2 separate regions of the Homo sapiens genome follow, and region 2 is linked to region 1. Evidence: read pairs that join two places in POLR2A ChIA-PET (ENCODE). Cell type or tissue: Panc1. All regions are shown on one strand. Each heading gives the region's core, and the rest is flanking DNA. Links, peaks and the distances in the headings are about the cores only.

Region 1 (16,898 bases), core at 2,863-5,362:
TTGGTCCCTCACGGAGCCCATCAGCTGGTGGGGGGAAAGGCAGTGCTGTCATAGACGCTGCTAACGAAATCACCCTTTAATTTCAATCCCATTCATTCATCACCTGTGCATTCATTTCACACTAATTTTTGAACATGTAGTTTGTACAGTTTTCACTAACTGGGTGGCTGGAAGCTGGAGCTGGGTAGGGCACAAAGATGATTAAGAAAAATCCCTATCGTCAAGGAGCCTGTTTATAAACTCGTAAGGGCAATAAACACACACAGGGCCAACTTTACTGCATAGCATATCGTAATATTGGCACTACTGCACTGCAACTTTAAGGAAGATGATCTGGGCTCCAGAGAAGATAATCATATTTAGTAAGTATTTATAGATAAAGCGACCCCTCTGGGTTCATCTTAGCAAGTATCATTAGGAAGTAGTTGAAAATCAATTAGGATCTTCTCCGGACTCTTGGAAATGGCAAAATGGGAATTACACTAATTACATACAAGAACATGCTTTAAAATCATCTTTCCCGATCTCTGCCTCCCTCCCTCCCTGCATTTTTCATGCTACACTATATGACAGATGCTCCCAACTACCATCTTCTGTCTCAAAACTTTTCCAAACTCTCACATGCAGTCCTTGGTGGTTCTGCTCCCTACTAAGTGTTGATTCTTCCTCAGTAACCCACTTTCCAAAATGAGGCCTCCAGTCTCTCATTTCTCCTCCTCCTCCATTACCCCCGACTTAAGCTGGGGACTCTGACTGAAGACAGGCTTCTTTTTATACACAAGAGGAAGAGGAGAACCTATTAATATTAAGTTATTCTTTCTTTCCTGGCTTATTTTTCATGTTTTAAATATTCTAGGCATTTGACAGATATTATTTTTAATACTCCAACATGATAAGCATGATAATACCTGTGAGAGAATATAGTTTTTTTTTTCCCTCTTCAGCTCCTTCTTACCTTTCACTTCCTTGGTTGGCTGATTGTACAGAACACAGAGATTTTTAAAAATATGGTATAAGTCAACAGAAAGGTTGTGTTTCCTTTAGAAGTCTCTCTCTCTCTGCGAGTGTACACAACCCCTCCTGGATGAAACGTGAATCCCTGGGGGGACAGAGAAACAAGAAAATGACCAGGGGCCTGTGAAGATAAGGAAGATGGCAAGAGCTATCGGGAGCTCATCTGAGTGGACTACATAAAGAACAAATCAGTCCAAGACTTCTCAGGATATAATTCAGTGACAGTAGAAATCTTTACACATTCTCTGCACATGTGTGATCTGCTAATAAATACATTTCTGTCCTAGCAGTGGGCCTACATGCCCTCCCGAATGTTCTAGGCATAACCAGGAGATTACATTCCATTTTGTGGATGAGAAAAACCGAGGCGAAGGGAAGCCGAGTAATTTGTGCCAGCTTCCACAGCAAGAAAGCAGAGAAGCTGGGGATTCAAACACAGGTGTGTCAAACATGAAAGCATTTACAAGATGCAGTCTCTATTAAATACACACATAGACACACAGGCACGCGTAGACACACACACACACACACACACACACACCCACCCACACCATGAAAGCATATGCTTTCCTTACAAAATCACACTGCCTTTGGGAGGGGAGAGAAGAGAGGGAGGATTGAGAAGTGGCATTTCAGGTGGATTGTGACCCTGGGCCAGCTTCCCTCAGAGGAACTGAGAGGGAAGGACATTACAGAGGGAATAGCCCGCGTAAAAGGAGTGGTGATGTGGTCAGGTTTGGCAGCATAGAACACTTATGATAGAAGGGAACAAGGCTGGAAAGGTACACTGGGCCTGGAGGCAAAGGACCTCGAATGCCAAAGGAAGAAGTTATATTTTATTCTGCAGGCAGAGCCTTTTTTTTTTTTTTTTTTTTTGAGATAGAGTTTTGCTCTGTTGCCCAGGCTGGAGTACAGTGGTGAGATCTCGGCTCACTGCAACCTCTGCCTCCTGGGTTCAAGCGATTCTCCTGCCTCAGCCTCCCAAATAGCTGGGATTACAGGCATGCACCACCACACCCAGCTAATTTTTGTATTTTTAGTAGAGACAGGGTTTCACTATGTTGGCCAGGCTGGTCTCGAACTCCTGACCTCAGATGATCCACCCTCCTCGGCTTCCCAAAGTGTTGGGATTACAGGCATGAGCCACCACACCCAGCTGTAGAGCCTTTTAAAAATTAATATTATTTTAATTGACAAATCACTGTATACATTTATGGAGTACAATATGATATTTTGTTATATGTATACAATGTGGAGTGATTAAACAAATTAACATATCCATCACCTTGCCTACCTATTTTTTTTATGGTGAGACATTTGAAACTTACTCTTGGTTATTTTGAAATATATGATACATTATTATTGACCATAGTCACCCTGCTGTGCAGTAGATCTCAAAACTTATTGTTCTTGTCTATTTAAATCTTTGTACTTTTTGATCCGCAGCTCCCACTTCCCTCCCTTCCCACTCCTCCAGCCCCTGATAACCAAATTTTACTCTCTACTTCTATGAGTTCAGCCTTTTTAGATTCCACATATAAGTGAGATCATGCAGTATTTGTCTTTCTGTGCCTGACTTATTTCACTTAATATAACATCCTCCAGATCTACCCATGTTCTTGCAAATGAGATAAAGCTGTTTAAGCAGGGTAGTAACATAAGCATTGATAAAAGGCAAAGCTGTAAATAGTAACAGTCTAATAATAATAATAATTCTCTGGGGCAGGATTTTTCAGCTTGAATAACAAAGATTATAACTCAGGTGGCATCTTTAGCGATGAACTTGGGTCTATATCCAAATTAAACAATATAGTGGATTGTCCTATATATTTTTCTTTTTCTTTTTTCTTTTTTTTTTTTTCTTGAGACAGAGTCTCGCTCTGTCACCCAGGCTGTAGTGCAGTGGTGAGATCTCAGCTCACTGCAACCTCTGCCTCCCGTGTTCAGGTGATTCTCCTGCTCCAGCCTCCCAAGTAGCTGGGATTACAGGCACACGTCACCACAATGCCTGGCTAATTTTTGTATTTTTAGTAGAGATGGGTTTTCACCTTGTTGGCTAGGCTGGTCTTGAATTCCTGACCTCAAGTGATCCGCCCGCCGCGGCCTCCCAAATTGCTGGGATTACAGGCATGAGCCACCAAGCCCAGCCTGATTTTCCTATTTTTTTTTGTTATTGTTGTGTGGGTATTTGAGATTTTAAACAATGGTGAGAGATACAGAAACTCAACCCACAAACCCAAGTATGTTGTTTTGGCATGCATGTCACTAGACTGGAAATGAAAACATGGAGCTTTTGTGTTTGAAGACAACAGCCGTTGTGTTTATCCAACTATATTAAATGACAGAGCAAAAGACAGGAAACAAGTTAAATATCCATCAAAAGGGTTAAAGTATGGTATGTCCATGTAATGGCAAATTATGCAGTTATTTAGAAAGTGATGTAGAGCTGTATGTGTTGATAGGGAAAAATGGCCACTATACATTATTATTAAGTGAAAAAGAGAATTATAAAGAGTATGAGTAGGCCGGGCACAGTAGCTTACACCTGCAATCTCAGCACTTTGGGAGGCCGAGGTGGGTAGATTGCTTGAGCTCAGGAGTTGAAGACCAGTCTGGGCAACAGGGCAAAATCTCATCTCTATAAAAAATTAGCCGGGGTTGGCGGTGCATAATGGTCCCAGCTACTTGGGAGGCTGAGGTGGGAGAATTACCTGAGCCTAGGGAGGTTGAGGCTGCAGTGAGCTGTGTTCATGCTACTGCACTCCAGTCTGGGTGACAAAGTGAGAACCTGTCTCAAGAAAAAAAAAAAAAAAAGAATGTGAGTATATAGAGTATGGCAGTATGTGCAGCAAGAGGATGCATTGGTTGAGCCTTATGAAATTGCCGACATGCAGTAATTTCTAACCTATGAGAATGGCAATTTCATATGGTTCAACTTTTTACGTACGTATGCTTGAAATCTTCATTGCTGGATACTTCATAATGGTATTAGTGAGTTTAGAGGGCAGGTATAGGAATTTTTATTTTCCACCATATTCCCTTCTTTCTGATTTATTTTATTTTATAGGACTGCTCAGCTAATCAACTCCCCTTGCTCCGATTCCACACTCACCATTTAACTTCTGGATGTAATTTTGCCTACATGCAGAGAAAATGATCACCAGCAAACGTGATCATCTTGTGCTCCTGACAACTATATTTCTCGCTGTAAAAAATATAAAAAGGATGTTTTTAAAAAAGGATTTGGATCATGAAAACCAAATAGACATTCATTTTAATTAATTTTCCGTTTGTAAACCCCAGGTTGAGTACTATTATTGGATAAAGGCAGTGGAAGCTACCAAGTAAAGTGAGTCAGAAAGGAAAGTTTCTGGTGTTCATGAGGGCGCCAACTGAATCAATGGGTTATAATTTCACTGTAATTTTCCTCTCGTTCCACCCTTGTTGAGGTGACTCACAAGCTATAAACATTCTTGGACAATTATTTCAGGATGGCTTTGTTGTTAGCATTGAAAGAAAACATCTTTATTTTTTCTTTTAAAAATCAGCTTTATTGAGGTATATTCCACATCCGGTAAAATCCACCAGTTTAAAATGTTCAGTTTGATGAGTTTTGAAAAATATATATGATCATGTAACCGTGACTACCATCAGGATATCATTTTCCATCTCTCTAGAAAGTTTCCTTGTGCCCTTTTGCAGTTAAACCTATAACCTTGCTAAATTTATTCATTCTAGTAGCCTTTTTTTTTTTTTTTTTTGGTAGAGCCTTTGGAGTTTCTACATAGACACTCATACTGTCTTTGAATAAAGAGAGACTTGCCAGGTGTGGCGGCTCACACCTGTAATCCCAGCACTTTGGGAGGCCGAGGTGGGCAGATCACTTGAGGTCAGGAGTTTGAGACCAGCCTGGCCAACATGGTAAAACCTCGTCTCTACTAAAAATACAAAAATTAGCCGGGCATGGTGGCACATGCTTGTAATCCCAGCTACTTGGGGGCTGAGGTAGATTGCCTGAACCCGGGAGGTGGAAGTTGCAGTGAGCCAAGATCTTGCTACTGCACTCCAGCCTGGGTAACAGAGTGAGACTCCATCTCAAAAAAAAAAAAAAAAAAAAAAAAAAGAGAGAGAGAGAGACTTTACTTCCCTTCTAATCTGTATGTTTTTTGTTTTCTTGCTTATTGCATTAGCTAGCACCTCCAGTACAGTGTCGAATAGAAGTGGTGAAAGCTGACATTCTTGCCTTGTTCTTGATCTTAGGAGGAAAGTACTCTGAGCTTATCAAAGTGTGGGGTCAATATTGTACCAGGTCATACTTCACACCTCACATCTTTTACTTTACACTTAGTACTTTTCATTTCACAGTTAGTATTTTTCACATCCCACTTACTGACCAATTCTTTCTTGAATCCAATCTAATCAGGCTTCTACTTCTACCACCTAATCAAGATTTCTTTTCAAGGTTGCTCATCTTCTCTATGTTGCTTAATCAGTTGCCCCTTATTTTCCTTGACCTATCAGCAGCATTTGTCACAACAATGACTCTCTCCTCCTCAAAAGATTTTTTTTCACTTGGATTTCCAGACACTATGCTCACCTTCTGCTTCTCGTAAAGTCCACTTAGTCTCTGTTGCATATTTTCCTTCGTCTCCTGGGATATAAACACTGGGGCACTGTAGAGCTTGGCATATAAACACTGGGGCACTGTAGAGCTTGGTTCTGGGATCTTTCCTTTTTTTTTTTTTTTTTTTTTTTTTGAGACGGAGTTTCACTCTTGTTGCCCAGGCTGGAGTGCAATGTCATGATCTTGGCTCACTACAACCTCCGCCTCCCGAGTTCAAGCAATTCTCCTGCCTCAGCCTCCCTAGTAGTTGGGATTATAGGCAGGCGCCACCACGCTTGGCTAATTTTGTATTTTTAGTAGAGATGGGATTTCTCCATGTTGGTCAGGCTGGTCTTGAACTCCTGACCTTAGGTGATCCGCCTGCCTCGGCCTCCCAAAATGCTGGGATTTCAGGCATGAGCCAACGCACCCAGCCGGGATCTCTTCTTTTTATAGACACTTTCTTTCTTGTTGATCTCATCCAATCTCTAGCTTTATATGCCATCCATACACTGACAACTTCAAAACTTTTATTTCCAATCTAGACCACTTCCTTGGAATCTAGACTCATGCCTCTAACTGCCTAGTCAACATCCTCACTTCAGTGTCTCATATGAGCTCAAGCTTAACATGTCCAGTGTCCAACTCCCAATATTCTCCCTAAAACCAGGTCCTCCTACATTCTTCCCATCTCAGTAAATGGCAACTTGATCTTTCCACCTGCTTAAGCCAAAAACTTCAGAGACATCCTCACTTTTTTTTTTTTAGACAAAGTCTCACTCTGTCATCCAGGCTGGAGTGCAATGCTGTGATCTCAGCTCACTGCAACCTCCGCCTCCAGGGTTCAAGTGATTCTTGTGCCTCAGCCTCCCAAGTAGCTAGAATTACAGGCGCCCGCCACCACATCTGGCTAATTTTTGTATTTTTTCTTATTAGTAGATGGGCTTTCACATGTTGACCAGGCTGATTTCAAACTCCTGACCTCAGGTGATCCACCTACCTCGGCCTCCCAAAGTGCTGGGATTACAGGCGTGAGCCACCACGCCCAGCCCATCCACGCTTCTTCTCTTTCAATGCCATGTCTAATTTATAAGCACCTACTATAACCTTTACCTTCAAAACATCTTACATCTTGTTGTCTCCATTGTTTTCACTTTGATCAAAGCTACCATTATCTCTCATCTGGATTATTACAACAGCCTCCTAACCCAGGCTCCCCGCTTACATCTTTGCCACCCTAAAGTATTTTCTCAATAGAGCAGTCACAGTGGCTTTACAAACAGATCATATGTCACGACTGTGCTTCTTGCCTTCCGGCAGTTTCCCATCTTATTCAGAGTAAATACCAAAGTCTTTGCATTGGCCAAGAAGCCCCTCCAAGATATGCTTCTCCTGCCACTAACTTCCCTGGAATATCTCCTTTCTTTCTCTTGCAGTTAATTGCTGCTACACTGGCCCCCTTGCTGTTCTTTGGACATGGCAGGCATGCTCCTGCCTTAAGGCATTAGCACCTGTTGTTTTCTTCATCACTAATACACCTAGATTCCTCTTCTCTGTAAGTCCTTTGATCTAGTGTCACCTTCTCTATGAGGCCTTCACTGATCTCCTCGTTTAAAATTGCACCCCCATGACACTTTATATTCCTTTCCTCATTTCTTCCCACACATGTATCTAACATCCTAGTTTACTATAATTATTTATTTGTTGCCCCTCACTAGAAAACAAGCTCCATAAAAACAAGACATTTTGTGTATTTTGTTTACTGCCACATCCCCAGTGCCTAAGGACAGTGCCTGGCACATCACTGTGCTCAATAAATATTTACTAAATGAATCAATGACTAGTTTCACTGCCATATTGACTGGTCTGTTTGTACCTGTACCCACTGTCTTTGCCTGCCCTCCCATTAATCCTTTTCTCTCTCAAATCCAGCTCTTCCTCTTGTTCTCCTGGGCCCTTCCTCTCCCTCTTCTCATTACCTTTGCTTCTGCTGTTATTGCTTCTTTTTCACCCTCAATCTCTCTGTTTCCACAATGGACTGTCTTCCATCTCAGAAAACAAGAATTCTCCTTTGATACCACATCCTCCCTGAGCTCTACCTCCATTTCTCTGTTCTGCTTTATGATTCAGCTTCTCAAACAGGCTGTCTACATTCTCTACCTCTCTAACCTCATCTCTGACCACTCCTCCCCCGACTGACTATGCTCTAGGCTCACTGATGTCTTTTCTACATACCAAGCCTTCCTACCTTGAAGCTTTCAGCTGCTTTCCCCTGAGCACCCCACCTAGCTGCCTTAGTCTCATTCTTCATGCCTCAACTCTTTTGACAGGGCCTTTTCTGACACCAGTTTCCCATCTTCCAGCAGTTTCCCATCTTATTCAGAGTAAATACCAAAGTCTTTGCATTGGCCAATGCAAGTACTTTCTACCTTATAGCAATTTTAGCACTTATCATAATGTAATTATCCTATGCAAATATTTATGTTAGCTCCATGAGAGCAAGCACCTTGTTTTGTTCACTACTGTATTTCTAGGGTTTGCTGGTGCCTGGAACAGAAGTTCATTAAGTGTTGAATGAATGAATGTATGAGTTTCCAGTGATGAGATGACTTAAAGCTAGCTGCTGACATATGCAAATAAATATAAATGCATGCGCAGTACTGCCCTTAGAAGCACTGTTTCTTTCTTCTTCTTCTTTTTTTTTTTTTTTTTTTTTTTTGAGACTGGGTCTCACTCTGTCAACTAGGCTGGAGTGCAGTGGCACAATCATGACTTACTACTTGGACCTTCCTGGCTCAAGCCATCCTCCCACCTCAGTCTCAGGGTCCATGCCACCGTGCCTGGCTTTTTTTTTGTATTTTTTGTAGTGACGGGGTTTCACCATGTTCCCAGGCTGGTCTCAAACCCCTGGGCTTGGCCTCCCAAAGTGCTGGGATTATAGGCGTGGGCCACCGCACCCTCCTTAGAAGCATTGTTTCTAACAGTAAAAAATTGGATATATGGTGGGGAGAAATACCTATCAATAGGGGATTGGGTAAGTAAATTATAGTACATTTACACAATGGCACACTATTCAGCTGTAAGAGAAGTTAATGTAGATTTATATGTATTGCAATGACGAATTGTCCAAGATCTTCTGTAAAGCAACACACAACACTCAAAACACAAGTTATTGAATGGGGTGTACAGCCAGCCCATCATCATAGCGTAAAATTTCATTCCTGTATCTTACATGTATCTGTACAAAGCTAGGTATCTAGAAATTATTTATCAAAATATTAGCAGTGATTTTCTCCAGGTTGTGGAGTTTCAGGTAATATTAATTTTTTTCTTAGTAGTTTTTGTATTCTTTAAATATTTTATGGTAAGTATGTGATGATTTTATTTCAGCAGTTACATTTCAGTCACTTGGCCACTGGAAATTCATCACTAATCCATTCAATACTATTGAACCTCTACTCTGTTTAGGCACCACTAGACCCTAGAGCATGCACTGATATTTCTTTCCTATGTGTTTATATACAACTTCATTTCAGAACTTTTTGGGGCTGACCACACCATCTACTTATTCTCACTTTGGAGGTAAGAATGACTTGATGAAATAAGATAGTTTGTATGGCATGTACCAAATTGGCACTTGGGGAGTTCACTGGATGTCAATTGCTTCCCTTCTCCTCCAGGGCACTATTTTTGCTGCATCCACAGTTAAATAACACTGTATCACAATGCAATCCAAGGAGCAGGAGGGAGGGTCTATTATTACAAACCATCACTGTTGAACCAATGAACTACTGGGTGCCTCTTGATGCTTCTGCCTCCTTGTATCGGATGCTCTTTGAAAGCCGACACCAGTTGTAGACATCCAGTGAATATGGGTAAACTTGACTTTCTTTATCACAGAATAGTTGTCATTTTCAAATGAAGAATCCTGGAGACCAGAGGAGGTACAGCATTTAGAACAACAGACCCCTTTCCAAACAAGTGCCAATGTGTTCTCTTGGCTGCTGTGGTGCTTCTCAAAATTTTCCACAGGAGAGGGAATTGTATCAAGGGGCATCTAGTGGTATCCTCCAATGCAGTTATTAAAGTCAAATAGTATCTTTGAAGTTATCTGTATTTTTTTCATTTTTATAAAAATGGGTTTATTTAAAAATAAATCTATAAAAGTAGAAATACATTGCCTTAAGAATCTGAATTTTGCATTCTATTCCACAGAGTCTCACTCTGTCTCCCAGGCTGGAGTACAGTGGTGTGATCTCAGCTCACTGCAGCCTCTGCCTCCCGGGTTGAAGTGATCCTCCTGCCTCAATCTCCTAAGCAGCTGAGATTACAAACATGCACCACCATGCCTGGCTAATTTTTGTATTTTTAGTAGAGACTGGGTTTCACCACACTGCAGAGCAAACATGGCATCCTGGGACCCATCCCTACCATTAAGAGTGTTTCCCTACAGAACAGGAGGTGCAAATTGGGCTGACATTCCAAAGGGCAAAATCAGCGGCAAACAGCTACTAGGTTCTTAATGTAATGTAATGTAATGTAATGTAATGTAATGTAATGTAATGTAATGTAATGTAATGTAATGTATAGTAGGTTCTGAGTGAGTAATACAGAGATAACTGAAGGAGCTGTTCATACATAGCTTCAAAAAAAAAAAAAAAAAAAGGTCCAGTAGGCCAGACGCGGTGCCGCAAGCCTGTAATCCCAGCACTTTGAGAGGCCGAGGGGAGTGGATTACCTGAGGTTAGGAGTTTGCAACCAGCCTGACTAACATGGTGAAACCCAATCTCTACTAAATACACAAAAAATTAGCCAGGTGTGGTGGTGCATGCCTGTAATCCGAGCTACTTGGGAGGCTGAGACAGGAGAATTACTTGTACCTGGGAGGCGGAAGTTGCAGTGAGCCGAGATCGCGCCACTTCACTCCAGCCTAAGCAATAAGAGCGAAATTCCATCTCAAAAATAAATAAATAAATAAATAAAATAAAAAATAAAGAAAATGGTCCAATCAAACCTGGTTGTAGATGCCTATGGTTTGTGGAAACATGTATCATTATGACTGACCCCTTTATAAACCACAAGTTTTTGATATCTTAATAAAGATCAAATTCTTGACCCTTTATATTACCTCATGAATATTTTTTAAAGAGTTTTAAAATTTAAAATTTAAAGTTTAAAAATCTAAATGGTTATGATCCAGATATTTGAGGGCCACTGTCCCAGGCACAGTCTCACCAGCCTCCTGGGCATGGTGGCTCATGCCAGCACTTAGGGAGGCCAAGGCAGGAGGATCACCTGACCCCAAGAGTTTGAGACCAGCCTAGGCAACATAGTGAGACCCTGTCTCTACAAATAAGAATAATAATAATTAGCCAGGAGTGGTGGTTCCTGCCTGTAGTCCCAGATACTTGGGGGGTGAGATTGTGCCACTGCACTTTAGTCTACGTGCAGAGTAAGATCCTGCCTCAAAAATAAATAAATAAATAAAATTTAAATGCAATTTAGGACCTATAAAAAAATAAAGGCAAGTCCTAATGGGAGCTTCTAGGGAATTCTGGAAGTCCAATTTAAATACAGTATACCTGATATTATATACGAAGAGAGGAATATATGTATCAGTGACAATGATCCCCCTTTTGGTTTATTGTGTAGTATCTCGGGAGCTGCTTGATCTATTCCTCCCTCTGCCTCCAGTACATACATAGTTGAACAAAAATTAACAGAAATAATCTCCTTCTTTAAAGTCCTTCTGTGGTTCCAAGCTCCTTTACATGGCCTATATGACCTTACCTCCTGACTCTCCTTCACATACCCGCCTCTTTTATCAATAATTTTCAAACTGTAAGTCATGGCCTATTCATGTGATTGTGAAATCAGCTTTAGTCACTAGTTATTTTCAGAGTAGTAGATAACAAAACAGAAAAGAGAATGTGTGGACCACATAGCATCATTTTGTAAAATGTAAGTTTGAACAAATATGGCCTTCCGGGAGCCATCCACATAAGGAGTTCTTCCCTAGACAACAGGAAATGTAAATTGGGATGACAGTCCAGAGGGTAAAATCAATGGCAAAAGGCTACTAGGCTTTTTTAATGCAATGTGGTCCTAAGTGAGTACCAAATACCAGAGATAACCAAAGGAGCTGTTTGTACACAGCTTCAAAGAAAATGATCCAGCATATATGTGTGTGTGTGTATGTGTGTGTATGTGTGTACCAGCTCATGCTGGCAGATTCTATTTCTTTCTCTAGGTTATGATCCAGATATTTGAAGGCCACTGTCCCAGGCACAGTCTCACCAGCCTCCTCACCTTCCCTGCCTGCTCTTTCATAAAACTACAGGCCTCTACATGGGCAAAGTATTTCTCCTCATGAAACTGGAAATCATTGCTCTTTGTTTTTGAGTCCCCTTAAGCATGATTTCCAAGGTGAAAACTTTGCTCATCTCCAGGTGATTAGCAATTAGTTACACAAACCTTTTTCACAGCCCCTTCTCTTCCTGTAAGCTCCTGAAAGGACTGTCCATTGCCTTACTCATTTTTGTAACTTCAGTGCTTAGCACAGTCAACTAATGAGGGTTCAATAAATACAGTCATGCACTGCATAATGATGAACTGAATATATAACGGTGGTCTGGTAAGATTATAGTGGAGCTGAAAAATTCCTATTGCCTAGTGATGTCACAGTGTAACACATGACTCACATTTGTGATAATGATAAATGGCTGTTACTGATTTATGTATTTACTATACTATACTTTTAATCATTGCTACAGAGTGTACGCCTACTTATAAAAAAAGTTAACTGTAAAACAGCCGGAGGCATGTCCTTCAGGAAGTATTTCAGAAGGCACTATCACAGGAGATGACAGCTCCATGTGTGTTATTGCCCCCTGAAGTCCTTCCCGTGGGACAAGATATGGAGGTAGAAGACAATGATATTGATAACCCTGACCCTGTGTAGGCCTAGGCTAATGTGTGTGTTTGCATGTTAGTTTTTAATGAAACAGTTTAAAAATTAAAAAAAAAACTAAAAATAGAAAAAATCTTATAGAATAAAGAAAATATTTTTGTATAGCTGTGCAATGTGTTTGTGTTTAAAAATAAAGTGTTATTATAAAAGAGTCAATCATGCCCCTGAAATCCCAGCTACTTGGGGGTAGGGGACTGAAGTGGGAGGATAGGTTGAGCCTGGGAGGTGGAGGCTGCAGTGAGCCATGATTGTGCCACTGTACTCCAGCGTAGGTGACAGAGTGAGACCCTGTCTCAAAAAAAAAAAAAAAAAGTCAAAAAGTTAAAAAAATTAAAGTTTATAAACTAAAAAATTTACAGTAAGCCAAGGTTAATTTATTATTAAAGAAAAAATTTAAAATAAATTTAGTGTGACCTAAGTGTACAGTAAAGTCTACAGTAGTGTAATGTCCTAGGCCTTCACATTCACTCACCACTCACTGACTTATCCTGAGAAACTTCCAGTCCTGAAAGCTCCATTCAGTGTAAGTGCCCTTTGCAGGTGTACCATTTTTTATCTTTTATACCATATTTTGACTGTACCTTTTCTATGTTTAGATACACAAATACTTAACAATGTGTTACAATTGCCTACGGTATTCAATACTATACAGGTTTGTAGCCTAGGAGGCTTAGGCTACACCATCTAGTCTAGGTGTGTATTTGTGTAAGTACACTCTATGATGTTCTCACAACGATGAAATCCCCTAACAATGCATCTCTCAGACTGTATCTCAGTCATTAAGCAACGCATGATTGTTGAATGAGTTCTTTTTTTTTTTTGAGATGGAGTCTTGCTCTGTTGCTTAGGCAGGAGTGCAGTGGCGCCATCTTAGGTCACTGCAACCTCCACTTCCCAGGTTCAAGTGATTCTCCTGCCTCAGTCTCCTGAGTAGCTGGGATTACAGGCGCGTGCCACCATGCCCGGCTAGTTTTCATGTATTTTTAGTAGACACAGGGTTTCACCACGTTGGCCAGCCTGGTCTTGAACTCCTGACCTCTGGTGATCTGCCTGCCTCGGCCTCCCAAAGTACTGGGATTAAAGGCATGAGCCACCGTGCCCGGCCAATTGTTGAATGAGTTCTAAGCTCACTTAGCTGTTATTTACTTTTTAAACACTAGAAGCCTGAAAAGGAATCTCTTAAAGTAAAACTTTAAAACACATTCTTTCTACCACATGGCCAGGTTGCAAATAAGAAGCACCAAAAAAAAAAAAAAAAAAAAAAAAAGAAAGAAAAAAAACACATTCTGCTAAAACTTGGAATTTAATGAATTTTACTCACTACAGTTATACTCATTTTACATTAAAGTAAAAAAGAAAATAGCCAGGAGAGTAATTCATCTCCAGAAAGCAGTTTAAAGTTATTGTTTTTATTATTTTTATTTGCTACCAATATTTTTATTGTAAGAAATACAAAAGGTATTACAAATATACAAACTATTTGCTCTTTTTGCCTCATTCAATTTAGCTTTCACATAAGTGAACACATTGGACAGTGATATTTCAACACCAATTTTGAAAAAAACAATGAACTTCATCATCTGACAATAAATACCTACATTTTCATTCTAGCACCCAGTAAGACATCCAGTTTCCAAAGGATTATTGGTATGCAACCCTCTGAATTTTCTGACATGTTACCTTTGCCACTGCAACAGAAACACCACTGCAGTTCTCCCTTTCCCAATAAGTCAGAGTAAGGGGCAGGTAAGAATGGCTATCTGACTTCAGAAACCCTGGGTCACAAAGCATCCCTTACTTGAGCTACTTTTAAAACCAGATTTTTAATGATAGGGTACTTAAAGTTTTGGTGGTCCTTGAATGACATATTTTACGTTACATATTTACCCTACTTTTCTATTCTCCTCCTCAGATAGGAAGGGTATAGATAAACTGGCTATATTTTCATCTGCCTCTTGGGAAAGGAGCAAGAGCATTCAGCTCAGAGCATTCTGAAGACAGTAGCCTTAGAGATAAGCTTTCTTTCTTTCTTCTTCTTTTGCTTCAAGAGGGCTTTCTGTGTGTAATGGAGGGATGGTTGCTAGAGTGAGACAGCCCTTCCCCTCTTGCTATGTCTATACCATACCTGAGGCCATTTTTCTTAGAGGGCAAAAACGTTAGAATAGGTAGGAAGGTTCTTGCTTTCAGAGAGCTGTGCTGCACCCACAGGGTGGACCCGACAGGCCACTGTGGTAACTCTCAATCTGTGTACAGAGAAAAGAGAAGCAACATCTGATACAAAGTCACCTGCCAACATTCTTATAAGACTGTGTCCCAGGCAGTGAATTTCCACACTGCTTCTTGGGTCTGCAGAACTCAAAGCACCAAAACAGAGCATTCTGTAGCAATATAAGCAAACGGAATAAGAATAATTATGCACCTTTAAGGAACATGCACCCTTATAAGTCTGTACCCTGATATGAAAATAGCAGAATGAATTTCAAGTATGAAGAAATACAGTAAAAGTGTGGCCTGTAGATGGAGAGAAAACAGCAGCCTGGAATGTGGTTTATATTCTTGATTAGTTTTTCTCTTGGTACCACAGCCAAAACTGAATGCTCTGTACAATGACTTGGTTTAAAAATCAAGATGCATACAAAGATGCTAGAGGCATTTCTAATGGGTGCCATGAGCACAGTCTGTGCCCAGCATCAGGAACCATCTCTAGATGAATGTGGCTAGGTCAAGTTGGGAGTGGTGGCCAGGCCTAGACAGGCACACCTGTGGTCCATGATGTGGAGGAAGATGGAGAGCACCATGTGGACAAGCCAGGATGGTAGCAGGGAACACTTTAGTGGTAGAAAGGAAGAGATACAGGGGACAGAGATGTAGAGGTGTGGGGATGTTGGTCATCTTGGGCTGGTTCACACAGCCTAGATGAGTATCTGATATACACAATTTCTACATTTCTAGAACCATGATTTCAAACACAGAAACTAACAAGTCAAATTTCCAAATTAGATTTTTTTTTTTTACTTTCAAAACATTTTCTATTATAAGTCAGAAGGAAAAAAGCTTACTGTATGTGACAGTCTTCCTGAAACCTAAGAGAAAGTTTTAACCAGGCCCTATGGCAATGCAGAAACACTAATACATTTTACAGTGAAAACCTACTTTAACACATCTCAAAATGATAATCGTATAAAACTTTCTAGTTCTAATTTGCACTCTACGTGAACCAATATTTTTCTTTTCTTAACACATACTGCTCTTCTATACCAAACACTTGCCCTTTAACCTTCAGATAAAAACCTCAAATACCAAAAAATGCAACAAGCTTTTGAGGTGTTGGGAATTGTTGGTTGTTAAAATCCCTTTTATTTTATAATAAATTATACAGGCAATCCTTGCTTTTTATTACCACACTGGATTGCTTCTGTACACAGCTAAGTTGCCTGAAGCATGGAAACTTGGACTTCTCCATCTGACACGTTCTGGAAGCCTCAAGGCACAAGCTGACAGTTCTGCTTCTACAGAAAAACTCTCACACTGCTCTCCTCTCAACAGTACTGCCTGTTCCCACTACTCCACATGACACCTACGAGGGCACTACATCACGTGAGGGAAGCTTCTTCATGAGGGCAGACAAGAGGAGGCACCACCCAGGCACTGGTCTCTGCCTGGCATCTATTCCGAGGGCCACCTGGCACAGTTTCTAAATTAAGGCATATCTAAAATGCTTTTCTACCTTTAGTTTTTATTTTTGCTATATTTTTGCACTCTACTATATGCATATTTAATAAAAACAACTACAAAGTCCTTTACTTTAATTCCTTTACATAATGATAAAACACCTAGATACCCAAAATACTACATCTATATATTCAAATCTACTAATCATGTTACAAATGCATGCAGCTTATTTGGGGGCTTAGTCTAATTTTTATTTTCTTAGGTCCATCAATACCATGATAATGAACATTAGATGCAAAATCCTAACACTTTCTGCCTTCAGTTGTACTTTCACAGGACTAGTGTGATTCAGAAATAAATAACATACATGAATAATAATAGAAATAATTTATGCAAATGTAGAACAACTTGAAAAAAAATCCCCCGCCTGTCAGGTGCTGTTCCTGGGGGTAGCTGATGCTATAAATTCCATGTACTAACTAATATATTTACTACAGGTAATAGGAAAACAAATGAATAAAAAGTGAGGAACTATGATATACATGTGTATATTTTTGCAAACACAGGATCAGAATGAAAAGATATATCATGCACTGTGAGGTTTAAGAAATGTATTACTGCTGGGATTTGTTTTATTAT
Region 2 (16,898 bases), core at 6,365-8,864, 150 kb after region 1:
ATACAATTTTGTAACTGTCTTTTTCACATCATGCTGTATACTGAACTCATTTGCATGTAGATCTATTGGCAATGTAGATCTACAGCTTAATTTTTAATGGTTCTATATTTTTCTATTTTTATTTATATTCTATGATTAGCAAAAGGGTTTAAGCAGTCATTAAATTACCCACCAATTTTAAATGCCACTATTTCTCATGTTCTAAATTACTTGAAGTTATTTTCTGGACTTTTGCTCTTTGTTTCTGGCTCTGTTTAGAGTACCTCTCTCCTTTAATTATTAAATATTTAGAGTAAATTTTAACATCTGCAGGGAAAGTTTTCTCTTTCCACTCTTTATAAAACATTCCTGAATATTTTTTGAAAATAAAAATATGTATTTATTTATTTTTAGAGGCTGGTCTATGTTACCCAGGTTGGCCTCAAATTCCTGGCCTCAAGTTATTTTCCCACCTCAGCCTGCCAAGTAGCTGGGACTACAGGTGTGCACCATCGTGTCTGGCATTCTTGGATATTCTTATATGTTATGATTATGAACTGACTTCAGAATCATTTTATTGAGTGCCCACACCTTCCAAAAATCCTTTTAGTATTTTCAATGATTTTTAAAAATTGATAAATTGATTTGGGGATAACAGATACCTTTACAATATTGAGTCTTTCCTTTTCTTCATTTACTCAAGTCTTGTTCTGGGCTCCTCAGTAAAGTCGTGTCTTTTTAAATACAATTCCTACACCTCTGAGGCTCCCACTATAGCGGGTCTGGTCCGCCTTCTCCTTCCTCACATATACCATTACCTAGCCTTTCCCCACTGATCTCAGTCCTCAAATCCATCTTGTACTCTCTGTCTAGACTGAACCCTTAAAAGTGTAAACCTGATCCTATCAGATAATTCTCCTGCTTCAGCCCCCTCAGCCAAAGCCCACCTAGCTCTCTGGCCCTGCCTCCTGGTACTCTGTGGATTTCTGCCATCTTTACTCATTTACTGCCCCATGGCCCCAACTCCTGGCAGGGTCCTGCTTAAATTGCTCTTCCTCTAGATTTATTGGCCTCCCACCACATTGTACTAATGGGTGTCAATAAATGCTCAATGAGTTTTCATAAAGAAGTGAGGGCCCAAACAAAACTAAAAATGACCATGAAATCTATGAAGGCCATTAGCTTAAAAAGAACTCACTGACTCCTTTTAGGAGGAATGCGATAAAACTCCAGGGGAATCAGAAAGAGCAGGTTTGGATTACGGGATAGGGACAAAAGAGGCATGGCATATAAATCAGTATTCGTACCTTTTAGCCATTAAAACATGTTCATATGTGTTGAGACTTTGGGCTCATTATTTTAGAAATATAAAACTCCCATGACTATAATGAACACTGACACACTGAACAAAAACAATGAAGGATGCTTCCTATCTTACCATCTCTTTCAGAAGCAACTTGCCCAGGGGTCAAGAGACATGGATTTCAGCACATTGTTCCACAGCTTGGGGTAGGACTAGCTTAAGTACCTTATCCTCTCCCATCTCTAAGAGAAGTATTCCACAGATCAAATCACTTTGCCTGAGTCTTCACTTGGATGCAGAATTGGACTATTGGCCAAATCCCCTAATACTACTTTAATTTCATATGATCATATCAGAGTTTCTCAAAGTACAGTCTCTTACTCCAGTGTTACTAAGTTCCGTTCAACTCAGCCACTAGTCAGTTGATTAAGCAAGTTCCACCTTCCTTCTTATCATTTTTGTAATAGTACAGATTTTTTATTTCATTTTTTACTTTTGTCAACTTTTATTTTAGAATCGGGGGTATATGTGCAGGTTTGTTATAAAGGTATATTTCATACCTTTGTATGTCTAAGGGTGTAAATGATTCCATCACCCAGGTAGTGAGCACAGTATCCAATAGGTAGTTTTTCAGCTCTTCCCCGCTCCTCTAGTAGTCCCCAGTGTCTATGAAGTCCCAATTTTTTGGAGCCTCAGGTTTTCACTTATAAAAACCAGAATAAATCCTGCCCTGCCTCTGTCATAGAACTGTGGAGAGAACCTAGACATTTGATTATTTTATATTATAGATTTGATTTGTTTTTTAAACTGCCAAGCGCTATCCAGCTAGATTGCAAATTCCTTGAGGAACAGGAATGCAATGCATCTTTATATTCTCCAAGAATCGAACAAGGCACGTTATACATAGAAATCTTTTGGTTTTACTTGATTGGATGAATCACCCAATAGTCTATAGATATGCATTAAGATGAATTATAGTGACCTTTGCTCTTGGTTTTGTGTACAGGAGTTATAGAACATTCTCACCGATTAAACTGATTCCTGAGTCTTTCTTTAGCAAAAAAGCCATAATCCTGCATTGTGGCTTATTGGTTATTCACTAAGAATTTACTGACTGCTTGCCAAGTGGAGGCATAAAAGTATTAAAAAAGTTTCTTTTGGGTACGTATAAACCTAAGTGAGTCACTTAGACATGAGATGTAAATTTCCATTTTTGAAGGCAGTATGATTTAAAAGAAAGAGCACTGGGTTTTGAGCTAAAAGCTTTGGATCCAAATTTGTACTTGCAAGTTAGATAATCTAAGACAAGTCACTTGCAACTTTCGTGGGCCTTGCTTTTCACATCTATTTTTGAGAAAATGACCCCACAAAAAGATTTAAACAAGATATATTATAGATTATGTAATATATATTTATATATGATTATGTGTATTATGGTTATATATATGACATAGGATATTATGCTTAAGCACTTTATTTATTGTAAAGTTCATACACATAATAAATTGCTACCACTTATTCAAAAGAACTATGAAGTCCCTACTATGTGTAAGGCATTGTGTCAGGTGATGCTACACGGAAGCACCTGAATAGAGTGTCCCAAGGAGCTCTTACTCTAGCAGGGAGAAAAGAATATGTACCTACATACTTCATGTCAGTATGTGCCAAGGACCACAAATGGCACAAGAGCGCTAGGCACTGAGTAAGCACCAAGGAGGGAGCAGCATCTAAGCCAATCTGGGAGGAAGGCTGGTATTAGTTTTGGTGTGGGGAAGCATCTGTCATGGAGGACACTAATAGAGGAGGAGGAAGTGCTTACGTGTTTGTACACCAGCTATAGCTCCAGCAGGCAGGGTCCTAAAGAGGGCACACTGCTAAATGGGACCACACTGCAAAGGGATTTATTGCTGGTGGACACAGGGAGTCTATAGTGTTTTATCTTATATTCAGTGGGTAAGTAGTAAAAATGTGTAAAACCATGGCATGTTATTATTGACATTTTAGCATACATAATGGATGGGAGGTGGTGTAAGGAGGCTATGATACTATTCTGAACATATGATAGAGAAGGTCTAAATTAGAATATTGAAACAAAAAGCAAGGGGAAAAGCAATTCAAGAGACAAATGTGATATATTAATATTTGTTCTCACAGTTCAATTTTAATGGCCCATCTTTGGAGAGCTCCGCTACATTTCCAGGTTGCACACTGTGTGATCTTGGGCCTGTTATTTAATCTTCCCTCCGCTAGCATCTAACCTTCGTTTCTTCATCTGTAAAATGGGGACAACACTTTCTTGTAGGGTGGCTACAAGAACTAAAAATAATGTGTAAACCTCCCAGTTTGGGTAAACAATGTGTAAACCTCCCAGTTTGGGTAATGGGTTCAGCACTGGTGCCACTAAATGAAGATGAGGCTGTGATAATACTATAAGTTCAGATCCACTGAATTTTCCCCAGTTAGTATGTGGATAGCCTTCTATCTTCCCTAACACTCTATTAAGATCAACAAACACAACTTATAATATAATCCTTAAAATATCTGTTGTTTTAATTAAATCAAATGTTATGTGGTCTGTTCTTAATTTTGAAAGTCTAGGTCCTTAGAAATTATCTGTTATTATTCATTGAATGTATTACATGTTTCATTTTGTAAATGACCCAACTTGCTAAAATGGTTTTAAGTTGCTTTTTCCCTATACCTGGACAGATTTTTCTGTAGGCCTCTCTGACTATTGAGATTTCCCGAAACTGTCCTTAGGTGCTTTTTATAGGATAATAACCGGATACTATAAGCATGAAATATACCATTTTACTTAATCAACATATATATTCTGAAGCTACTACCAAAACGGGAAAAACATTACAAATGAACTTTCTTACATAGTTAACTCTGGTTGCTTTCTCAACTTAACAAATAAGAACTAGAATTTGTGACATTATTTCCTTATGTTATCCATTAATGCTGAACTGTGTGCATTCCAATACAGAGAGGGGGAGAGGAGCAAACAAGGACTCTGAAAAGAACACTTAGCTTCATTTGGTCAAAAAATGGTCTTTACAAGGGTTTTTATTATGGGTCATAAAACATGCTTACCACAATGTACCTCCTTGAAAAAGAAAAGAAACCCTTGTAGTGGTGAGAAACTGAAAACAACACACTGAAAGTCCTTGTGCCTCCTTCCCATAAACACATCTGTGCATATTATCTGTTTTGGGTAGAGTTGCACGCACAGCTGCTTATGGGGACTCCATAGAGGTGGGACTTCAACATTTTTTATTTTGTGTTGTTGCAAGGACTGACTTTTTAAACTGAAGTCAGTTATGATAGAGGTAGCCAATGTATCTCCAGTGGAAGGAGGACCATGTACTCCTCACTAACAACTTCTTCAATCTGCTGGAGGAAGAGGATCTGGGTGGTCACAACTAGTCAGGAAAAGCATGGAGGTGCAGAGGAAGGGGGATCTTCAGGCCAAATGGAACTGAAGAGCTACCCACCAAGGCAAAACTGAGAACTGGGTTAACGATCTAATGACTCTTACAAAGAAGAATTTATCCAGCTAATGTTAAAATTGGTATCACAGGCCAGCACAGTGGCTCACGTCTGTAATCCCAGCACTTTGGGAGGCCATGGCAGGCAGATCATCTGAGATCAGGAGTTTGAGACTAGCCTGACCAACATGGTAAAATCCTGTCTCTACTAAAAACACAAAATTAGCTGGGCATGGTGGTGCATGCCTGTAATCCCAGCTACTAGGGAGGCTGAGGCAGGAGACTCGCTTGAACCCTGGAGGTGGAGGTTGCAGTGAGCCAAGACCGGCCACTGCACTCCAGCCTGGGCAACAAGGGCAAAACTCCATCTCCGAAAAAAAAAAAAAAAATTGGTATTACAATAGGAATTGCCCAGGGAAACATGGGCATCCCTATAGATGGGAAACTCTTAGTGTTCAGCATAATAGAGTACAGGTATCCAAGTTTTTGCATTGCAAATACAATTTATGTATTCAGTGCTACTCTGATTTAGGGATACCCCTGTCTAAAATGTCTTGAACTAGTTGTTTTCTTAAACGTGCGCCTCTTGCCTTCAAACTTTTCCTGGCCCACCTAAAACCCCCAGTCAGCTTTTGGTATTATTCTTTTTCCAGGCACCAAAAATTGGCTTCCACTTTTTCTTATACTGGTCCTCTAAGGCCTAATCTCAGAACAATTTGCACATCTCTACAATTAGGACTGCTGAGAGAAAATGTTCATAACAAGTCTGAAGTGGTTGCACATCATGGTCTCTAACTTCATCTGGGCTTTCGGTACTGCCTTCTCTGGGTCTCTAGTAAGCTCCCTTTGCTATTGTCTATAATGGCTACCAAAAACATTCACCATTTGTTTGTGTTTCCATAATTACCTTTGCAATTATACTTCTCAAGACTGTCTTAAATTTTAAATTCTGCCTCCACCCCTCATCTCCCATTCATTTGTGGCTTCAACATTTAGTCACATTCTGAGGCATCCCCAGTCATAAGGCAGCTGGGGCTGCTCTCCCAAGCTCCAGATGTGCAAACTTCTGCATGTGCAAATGTACACATGCTTCCTGCTATGTTTTTTAGAATAGTCCCTGGTAACTGTAATCTCCATCTGTTCCAAAATAATAATACAGTTTCTTTACTCCCACCAAAACCTGTCCTTCCATCTGTATTTCTTATCTGGTATAATGGTACCACCATCCACCCAAATGATCAATTCAGAAATCTGACAGACATTTTAGATTCTTTCTCTCCTCCCAAACACATATCTAACAAGTCACGAAATCATGGTAATTATAGTTCCTACATTACCTTTCAAATAAGCCCTTCTCTCCCATCTCCATGGCCCTTGCCAAGTAGTCAGTATCTCTTGCCTGGATTACTACAATGGTGTTCCGACACAAAGAACTCCTGTCTTTAGATTTTTGCATCTTTAATCTTTTCTCCACTGCACTAAGTGGTATTTATTTATTTATTTTTTTGAGACAGGATCTCACTCTGTTGCCCAGGCTGGATGGAGTGCAGTGGTGAAGCTCACTGCAGCTTCAAACTCCTGGGCACAAGCAATGCTCCTTCCTCAGCCTCCTGAGTAGCTGGGACTATAGGCACATGCCACTATGCTCAGCTAATGTTTTATTTTTATTTTTGTAGAGACAGAGTCTTGCTATGTTGCCCAGGCTGGTCTAAACACCTGGGCTCAAGTAACTCTTCTGTCTTGGCCTCCCACAGCACTGGGATTACAGGTGTGAGCCACCATGCCTAGCCCTAAGTGATATTCCTAAAAGGTAAATCTGAGTCATGCAGAAGTCCCCCACTGTTCACTATAAGACAAAGGTAAAACTTAGATTGTTACCTAAAGCACTTTAACGTCTGCTTCCTAACTATCTCTGGATTAATTTCCAGCTGTTCCTACATCCCTGTTACTATGCTCTGAGGGTAACATGCTCTATTATATCTCTGTTCTGTTGCAATGCTATTTGCTTTTCCTGGAATGCTTGCTCCATTGTCCTATCCCCCGATATACACACATCTTCCAACATACACATCTTGTCTGTCTGGCTCCTTTCAACTTGTCTTTCAAGGCTTACTTTAAGTAACTTTTGGCCACATCCTGGGCAATTCTCCTTACAGGCACAGGTTATGTGCCCGCCTCGTATAATCTCACAATGCTCTGAGCATAGTTCTGGCACAGAACTTATTCCACTTTACTCTAACTGTAATGTCACCCTCCCTAGATTACAGCCTCCTGATGCTAAGAAAGTAACTGGAAATGGGGGTGGGATGAGAAAAATAAAGAAGCATCCTAGGCATTTTACATACATTATTTTTTTCCCAGGTACTCTGCATACATTATTTCATTTATTTTTCTCAGCAACCCCTTGAATAAATTCATATTCATTTACTCATTCTACATTTGTATCATGAGCCAACTTGTGTGGCAGGCTGGAGAACAAGGATGCCTTGTCTCATGGAGCGAACAGTGAAGGCGGGAAACCGAATTTGAGAAGCCAGAAAGGTGCCTAACACACACAAGGCCCATATCATCAGAAACCTAAGCTCCTCCTCACCTCGTGCCCAGGTACACGTGGCCCCTCTGCAACTCCTCAAGTCTCCAGCCTCAGGCACTAAGTATGAAAGGAATGACCCAATGCTGCTTTAAAAATATGCTACAACCTTGTAATTCAACTTCTAGGAATTCAGGCTACAAAACCAACAAGTTTACAATGAGTCAATACAAAGACATTCAGTGCTGTTTTGCTTGAAAGAGTAAAAAAATGAAGACAGCTAAAATATCCACAATTAGAGGAATAGTTAAATAAACGATGATGTGTCTCTCTGTATAATATCAAGCAGCAATTAGAAAGAACATGGGTAATTCTGACATGTAAACTAGATAAATCGACAGAGAAAGGAGTAAGGCTTAGAGTGATATATACAGCTTGATTCTATTCTGACAAAACAAGAGATATATGTACAGGTTTATGTATGTGTGGCTATGTTTGCATTAGGATGGCCAGATAAAACGTAGGACACTAAGGTAAATTTGCATTTCTGATAAACAACAAATACTTTTTTAGTTTAAGTGTGTCCCATGCAATATGTGGGACATATTTAAATAAAAAATCATTTGTTGTTTCTTCGAAATTCAAGTTTAACTGAATGTCCTTATTTTATTTGCTAAATCTGGCAATTTTAGTCTGAATATATATAAAAATGTTTGGAAAGAGATATAGCTACAGTTAAAGATTGCTACCTCTGTCAGGTGTTGAAAATGGTAGGATTATGGGTGATTTTTACTTTTTGGATTCTCCTGAATTTACCAGTTAAAATTATACATATATATTAATGTTTCTTTTAATCAACCCTACTTTTTAAGTTAGTAGCCAGCAGTCTTTAGAAAATAAAAAAATGTAGTAAGTCTCTGGTAAAATTTGTGAAATAAATCCTCTAAGGACCATTAAAAAAATATTCCACAGAAACAGACGGCATAGTACTTCAGAGTTTTCTAAGTAATGGCACATAACTTTCTAAATTATAAACAGCACTGTTTTATGTCCTCAACAGACTATAGCTACTCGAAGATAGTAAGTACAAGTTATTCAGGGTTTTTTGTTTTGTTTTGTTTTTCTTAACTGCCACTTCCTGACAGATTCTAGGGAAGAATAGGTGCTCAATAAGTTTTATGCTTTTAATATTTAAAGCATAAAATTATTGGAAAAGTAAAAGCTAGAAGTGGTGCTGACAGACAATAAAATGAACCATTTTAGAGACAAACAATGATACAAATAAGTACTGGGTTGTTTTTAAGATTTACTCAGTTTGTTTAAAATATTTTAGAATGAAAACTAAATCAATAATGTCCTCTCAGAACAACTTGAACTTTGCTTAGGTTGAGAGTGAAAAGCTTAATCAAAAGTTTAAAGGCAAAATAACCAAGGTAAATACCCTAAGTAAGAAGTTTCTTTTGAAATAGAAATTGTACTTTCTTTCCTTGAATATTTCCAATCTCTGCTTCTGTTCTTCTGTTATGTTTGTCAGAATCAGCACACAGCACCTTTCAAAAATGTTTTCTGAAGGTTTTTATCTGCTAAGGCTGTAAGCAGGCAACTTTTTAGCACAGATTTTGGGGTCATCTCAGAGTGTCAGACATGACACTTGCTGGTTTGCCAAGAGGTATCAGGCTCACCAGTGCTATCTGGTGTTTCTTTAACACTTATATTTGAATGTAGTTTGTTTTTATTTTGTACTTTAACTATATATCTAAGAGGAATACAGTTTTTACACTCATCCCAAAATATACATACACACACAACCTTAGACTCTTCATTCACAAAGTAGTACAATGGTAGGCTAAACAAATTGTTTTTCTTCTTTAAAGTTTGTAAACTCTTTTTTTTCTGAATTTACCAGTTAAAATTTTATATGTATAAAATGTATACATATATATATACACACACACACACACACCCCTTTTGTACTTTTTTGGAAGATAAAATGCATGCTGGAAATTGAAAGTGTTTAATATTTAAAAGCCTAGCTATGAGGCTTCATTATCTGTAACATATTTAGAGTTCGCAGTTAAAAATATTTTACTGGAGACTTAAAATGTACAAGTATGGGATGTTTGTGTTCCATATTATGAATTGCTAAAATAGGCTAAAAGGCAGTAGGGAAACATTTTGTCTCTCTATATTTTTTTAAGTGCTCAGATAGAAGAGAGGTCCAAGTGATAAGACCATTAGTTTGCTGCCCTTTCTCGGTGAAGAGAGAGGGGAAGGATCCCATTCAAATCCCTACATCCTGGGAGATTTTTGCACTGCATGTATCTGCCAAAGGACTTATACTCACAATATATAAAGAACTCCTGCTACTTTGAGTTCGAGACCAGCCTGGCCAACATGGTGAAACCCCATATCTACTAAAAATACAAAAATTAGCTGGGCGTGGTGGCAGGTGCCTGTAATCTCAGCTACTCAAGAGGCTGAGGCAGGAGAATCGCTTGAACCAGGGAGGCAGAGGTTGCCATGAGCCAAGATCATGGCATTGCACTCCAGCCTGGGTGACAAAAGCGAAATTCTGTCTCAAAGAAAAAAATAAATAAATAAAATAAAAATAAATAAAAATAATAATAAAAAAAGAACTCCAGCAACTCAATTAGAAAAAGACACACAAGAGCGAAATTCTGTCTCAAAAAAGAAAGAACTCCATCAACTAAATTAGAAAAAGACACACAATCCAATATTTAAAAATGGGTTAAAGATGTGAACAGGCACTTCACAAAAGGGGAAACCCAAAGTCCAGTAGCTTGTAAAAAGGTTAACCTCATTAATCATCAGTGAATTGAAAATTAAAAGCACAATAAGATATCATTACAATGGTTTAAACTGACTATATCAAGAGTTGACAAAGATGGAGAGCAGTCACATACACTGATGGTGAAACACAAATGGTCTATCCACTTGGGAAACATTTTGGCAGAGAGAGGAACAAAAATTCATCTCACAGACAAGATGCTCAGTAAAAGAAGCTATACACAAAAAGCACATACTTTTTATATGAAATAAGTCAGTGTAGTGATTACATCTGGGGGAGGGAGTTATAGACTGGGGAAGGCATAAGGAAGACTGGAATGTTCTGTATCTTGATCTGGATGGTTACACTAGTAAAACATCATCAAACTGTATGCTTGAGATTAGTGCACCCACTTTATTCTACATCTCTTATTCTGCAACTAAAAAAAAAATTTATTGTCTTTCCAATATTTGTCCAAATCTGGGAAGTTATTCAGTACAGGTATGCTATTCAGGACCTCCCTGGCAGGCTAATCATTAGATGTTTCATGGACTGGCACAGAGACTGTATTAGTCTGTTCTCACACTGCTAATAAAGACGTATCAGAGACTGGGTAACTTACAAAGAGTAAGAGGTTTAATGGACTCACAGCTCCACATGGCTGGGGAGGCCTCACAATCATGGCGGAAGGCAAAGGAGGAGAAAAGTCACATGTTACATGGCAGCAGGGAAGAGATAATGAAAGCCAAGCAAAATGGGCTTCCCCTTATAAAATCATCAGATCTCGTGAGACTTACTCATTACCACTAGAACAGTATGAGGGAAACTGCCCCCATGATTCACTTAACTCCCAACGGGTCTTTCTCACAACACATGGGAATTATAGGAGCTACAATTCAAGGTGAGATTTGGGTGGGGACACAGCCAAACCATAACAGAGACCTCAGTTTTCCTTTGGGATCTGTTGCTGCTTCTTAGTAGTACTTTACCTAATTTCCATTTACATCAGTTTACTCATTGGTAAATGGGAGGATACTATGTTTGTCTCATACACTATTAATCAGGTAATATGCATGTGTGTAACTGCTTTGAAAAGTAAAACTATTATATGAATGTACACATTATTATTTTACAGCATTTGGAAGAATCCAAATTTCTCCAAGTAATGTTAAATATGTAACATTTTTATCACTGCCAACTCCCTGGACAGTTCTCAATTTCTTGAAACACGAAGAGTGGAAAGTTTGTAAGTAAGACAAAAAGTGTATAGTCATCTTCCTTTCACTCTATAGTACACTGCAAGAGACTCAAGGTATAGGCTTTATGGTCCTAACTCTTACCTTTCTCGCTGGGCGACCTTGGGTAATTTTGTGTATTTTATTTTTAATTGACAAATAATAACTATATATATATTCATGAGGTGCAATGTGATGTTTTGATAAATGTATAAATTGTGGAATGATTAAATCAAGCTAATTAACATGTCCATTTTATCGAATCTAAATCTTAATGTACTACTAAAAAAGACAAATGACTGTCAAACTGACATGACACAATTTCTTATCATTCAGAAGTTTTAATTATGCCCATTAAAAGGGCTCTTGCAGACTTCTTCACATTTGGATTTTATCTATCATTCTTGAACATACATTAAAAATTAAATTTGAAATGAAATAATTTGATGAAGGTATTCCAAGAATTTCTTCACATTCAGAGTCCTGCTCTTTCACATCCTTTTCTACTCAGAGTTGTTAGATGTCTGTGTTTTCCACACAATTTTGTCTTCTGTCCCATGAAGGGCACTGATGACAGAGCAGTAGAACTCTACTATGACCTCGAGGATTTTCATGCCTGCCATTGAGTAACTCTGCAAGTTTCAGGCACGTGGGCAGGCAATCACCACTGGATCAGGACTGATGCCTGCGAACAGTGACTTCAAAATGTGTTCTGTTTTCAAAGGCCCATTTGTGAAAAAATGGGCATCTTAGAACTGATCAAATGTGGTACTTCGCTCTTTGAACCTCTTTAATAAAATAATATTTATCTTCACAGGATATGATAAAGATTAAATTAGATAAGGTTGAGGGTAGAGTATTTGAGTTTGAAAATAACTTTCCATGAAAAAATTTTAAATGTAGCCGCTATTTCCAGGAACCTGTGTTGCTGATAAGTCTGCTGCTTTTTCACTTTGGGCCCCAAATCTGCTTCATACTATATTTATCAATCCAGCCATCCAATAAACACTGAATATACAGCAAAAGAATGAAAATTTAACTAAGCACTATTTTTATTTGCTAAATCTGGCAAACTTATCACCTACCCTAATCTTAGTCTCTTCCAAAGAGGTAGTCCCTATTATCAGTTTGTTGTATATTCTTCCAGGTTTGGTTCTGTGAATTATATGAGATATACATGTACTTCAGATAAATGGAACCAACCAGACCGTACCTACAGTCCAAAAAATGGCTTTCCCCCAACTCAACACTGTGCCTTAAAGATAATTTCTTATAGGTCTATGTCATTCTTTTTAATTGTCACATAGTATTCTATACATAGCAGTCTATTCAGCCATCCCTCTACTAATGAACTTAGATTATTTCCATTTTTTCCATTATAATTAATGCTACAGCAAATTTTCTTATTCATGCCTCCTTTTGCCCTTGTACCAGGATTTCTCTGAGAAGTGAGAAGTCTCAGTCGCTGAACATATGTATTTTTAATATTAAAAGATACTTCCAGATTACCTCCAAAATGCTTTAAAGGCAAAGCATCCCTAATCTGAAAATCCAAAATCCAAAATGCTCCAAAATCTAAAACCTCTTGAATGCCAACATGATGTCACAAGTGGAAAATTCCACGTTTAAGTACTTAACACAAACTTTGTTTCATGCACAGAAGTATAAATATTGTATAAAATTACCTTCAGGCTATGTGTATAAAGCATAAATGAAAAATAATTTTGTGTTTAGACTTGGGACCTATCCCAAAGATGTCTCATTATATATACACAAATATTCCAAAATCTGAAAAAATACAAAATCCAAAACACAGTTCTGGTCCTAAGCATTTCAGATAAGAGATACTCAATCTGTTCCAATTTATAATCCCAACAGTTGGTGTACGAGACTATCCATTTCTTAACAGTCTCACCAACACCTGACATTATAAAACTTTTTATTTTTTTTGCTTGCCTCAATATGATGGGGGAAATATTTACTATCATTTTACTTTTCATTTCTCTTATTGTAGTGAGATTTGGGCATTTTTTCATACTTCTTAACCAGTTATTTTTCTATATGCTCACAACTTATTATTTTAATAACCTAAAATCAGTATCAATTTTGCTGGATTGTATTTTGTAGAATCTATCTTTTTCCTATCTTTAAAAAAACACAGAATATTTCTCACTTCTAGTATTGTGGCACCTCTCCTAGATTCCATGACTCCTCAAAGGTTACATGGGGCTCAGAAGTTGCAGCCACAAGTTATTGCAGTGCCCTGAGATATACCTTCCTATTCCAGGCCAAATTCAACAAGACTAAACTATATAATCACCTTCCCCAAACTGATAATTAACTTACCTATTTCTGCTTTTCCTTTACTCCGGACAATGAGTAACCAAGTCCTGTCAAGTCTTCTCAATTTCTCATTTCCTTCCAATTAATCATCATTGCCCCACTCCAGGTACAGGCCCTGATTATTTCATTCCCAAACCAGAGGACCATTCTCTTTGACTGATCTCCTGTTGTAATTTCTCCTAAACGAGCACACTGCTACCAGATTAATCAGCTGAAAACACAACAATGGTATCAGCCACCCACCCAAGAGCTGCCTAATTTGAGTTTGAAACACAGTGCCTCCACAATCAAGTCCACTTCTCTCCTGCTTAACTGGCTTCTTGCACTCATCTCTCCAGATGTACCCAGCCTAATGGTGTCTTTCCCCAAGTGGAAACCAGCAAATCTTGAGCAAGACTTCAAATCTCTGGCTTCTGCTGGCTTGTGTCACTCATGCCTCAGAGTAACAGCTTCAATATTCTAAAAAAATTGCCACTTTCTTTAGGAAGCCAGTCCTTATTTTTCCCTCTTCTGAATTCCTGTGGCTTTTGTCATTTGTAACACACTGTATTCGTCATAAACTGCCTTATGTGGTGGCTATTTCTCTATGTATCTCATTCTCCCTTTCTAGATTTTAAATTATCTACAAGCTGTGTGTCCACATTAACATGCTGCTGCACAAGGACTTACAGAATAAATAAGATATAAAACTAGGTTGTATTTCTTTGCTAGGTAGGCTTTCTTGTTCCCATATAAAGCAGGCCAATAAAAGGTGATGTATTTTAAATACATCAAATATTAGAACATTCTAAAAATTACCATTTCAATTTCATCAGCTACCATCAGGAAAGAATTGAGGGAAAATGCGCAGATGGTAATATACTATATTATTCCCAGGGCTTTTACTTTTTAAGTGTTTCAATACACAATGGAAAATTCTTAAAATTAAATCTCTAAACTTATTGTGTGTTCTAATGGCATACTGCATGTTCTATACTCAGAACTTTTACAGATAACAGGTTACAGAATATGGCTTTCCAGAGAATCTGAAGATTTTCAATAGTATTTCAAGAAGCAACTATTATATCATCAGCAAGAAGGAGCAGGAAATGCAAAAAAGGCATTTTATAGTCAACAAACGCTCAAACCAGAAGGAAGAAAGGCCTTTAGGGACACCAAGTAGATCAAGTCATTTTGGCGGGCCATTAAAGGCTCCATGCAAAATCTAGCTGACATCACTTTAGGCAATTTTGATATGCCAGTATTATTACTGGTCAGACCCTTGGTATAGTTCTATGATCAGTTGAAAAGCACATGGACGTAACTAGAAAATACACAAGAGAAGAATCTCCATCCTTTATATCATAGAATGCTGAACTGTCTACAAAATACTTTCTACATTTTAACTCATTTGACTTGCATATTTTAATCCTTGTTTTATGGATAAGAAAACTAGGGCTCAGAAAAGTCAAGTGACTTGCTCAAGTCACATGGCTAGTAACCAGGTGTCTTGTTGCTAGGGACTCTCTTTCATAACATAGAATAAATAAAATGAAATAAGCAGATGGTGTCTTTTGGCCTTAAGACCTCTCAGTACTACAGTACTTCCTTAAATCTAGTTGAGGCACTGCTTCCTGAGGCCCCATGGAAGGCAAATATATGACTACTCATATCCCACTCCCATTCCCCATCCACACCTATAGAATTAATGAATGTGATTTTGCAACTTAAGATCAAGTGAGCCAGGGGTGGTGGCACATGCCTGAAATCCCAACACGGCTGGGCGCGATGGCTCACACCTGTAATCCCAGCATGTGGGAGGCCGAGGTGGGCATATCACAAGGTCAGGAGTTTGAGACTAGCCTGACCAACATGGTGAAACACCATCTCTACTAAAAATACAAAACTTAGCCAGGCGTGGTGGCGCATGCCTGTAATCCCAGCTACTCGGGGGGCTGAGGCAGGAGAATTGCTTGAACCTGGGAGGCGGAGGTTGTGGTGAGCTGAGATCACACCACTGCACTACAGCCTGGGTAACAGAGGGAGACTCTGCCTAAAAAAAAAAAAAAAAAAAGAAATCCCAGCACTTTGGGAGGCTGAGCCAGGAGAATTGCCTAGGCCCAGGAGTTTGAAATTAGCCTGGGCAACATAGCGAGACCCTGTCTCTACAAAAAAAATTAAAAAGTTAGCTTGGTGTGGTAGTGTGCACCTGTAGTTTCAGCTACTTGGGAGGATTGCTTCAGCCCAGGAGTTCAAGGCTGCAGTGAGCTATGATCTCACCATTGCATTCTAGCCTGAGTAATGGAAATGTCTCTGTCTGACAAAAACAAAAACAAACCAAAAACCAAAACCAAACAAACAAAAGATCAACTGAGAAAAAACAGATGCCAATGTCCAAAACCAAACCTGAAATTCTTCAGGGTATTCATATCAAATTCTCATTCCTATAATCACATGTACATTTTTGATCCTCTGAACCTCTTTTCCACTTATATCTCATAGGGAACTTCTGACTGCTCTGCAGCACTTGGTGGGTGTGTCCTGTAAGTTTTTGAAGGCATTCTGCTGTACTGATTTGTAGCCTTCTTTAGTCCTGTGAGGGTATGCAATAAATGTTTACCAAATTGAATAAAAGCCACATGTTTATTCAACATACACCCTTATTTGACAAATACGCAAGTGATTACCAGGGAAATAGGATAATAACTTTGATAGTGCATAGTGAGCACTACTGAAATGAAATGCAGAGACATAAATGATTACAATTCTTCATGGAGAAAAAATATATACTGTACTTGGAATGAGGCTCTAGTTGAGGAGAATAAAATGTTAAGAATGAAAGTTCTAGTGAAGAGAGCATTACTGATTCTGGGGTAGGTCAGTCAAATGAGGGCAAAGTTCAAACTAACATTGTTTTTAGAGCAATGTACAAGCAAGTATAGTAACACATTCAAACCAGTAATAAGATGTTTTAAATATAGGTCTTTATTCTAGGAAATAATTCTACATGAGTGAGAAAAACACATTTATATGGCTTTTGGAAAGTCCACCGAACTAGAATAATAGGAACTTGGTTACAGTCCTAGCACAGTACTAACTGCATGACTTTGGGCAACTCACCACCCTCTTCGGGACCCACTTCCTTAAACATAAAGTGGGGAGAGGCTGGGCTACATATATTCCAAGGAATTTTCCAACTCTAAAAATGTTATAATTTCACTGATTTGTGTATAAGTGATACCTTCAGGAC

Evidence for each region. Peaks named below come from ENCODE experiments on the same cell type or tissue, not always from the same donor. Only the 100,000 strongest peaks of a DNase experiment are listed, where the experiment ranks them.
Region 2: POLR2A ChIA-PET joins it to region 1 with 9 read pairs; 2 of 35 experiments call an interaction of 5 or more read pairs at or near these places.

Annotation. Positions count from the first base shown.
Region 1 is chr7:92,591,050-92,607,947 of GRCh38, forward strand. It overlaps LOC105375397 (a long non-coding RNA gene), which reads right to left and starts at 9,886. Exons shown (of 3, transcript XR_927744.3): 1 at 9,385-9,886; 2 at 4,127-4,219; 3 at 971-1,099. It overlaps CDK6 (cyclin dependent kinase 6), which reads right to left. Exons shown (of 8, transcript NM_001145306.2): 8 at 13,872-16,898. RefSeq lists a silencer at 7,795-7,844. In Panc1, for the core only: no CTCF peak of the experiment used is centred there; no DNase peak of the experiment used is centred there.
Region 2 is chr7:92,733,495-92,750,392 of GRCh38, forward strand. All of the region lies in intron 3 of CDK6 (cyclin dependent kinase 6), which reads right to left. Among named protein-coding and RNA genes, the nearest start is that of CDK6-AS1, 95 kb to the right of the region's middle. RefSeq lists enhancers at 4,341-4,410, 4,611-4,760. In Panc1, for the core only: no CTCF peak of the experiment used is centred there; a DNase peak (open chromatin) is centred at 7,392; H3K27ac peaks cover 1,396 bases.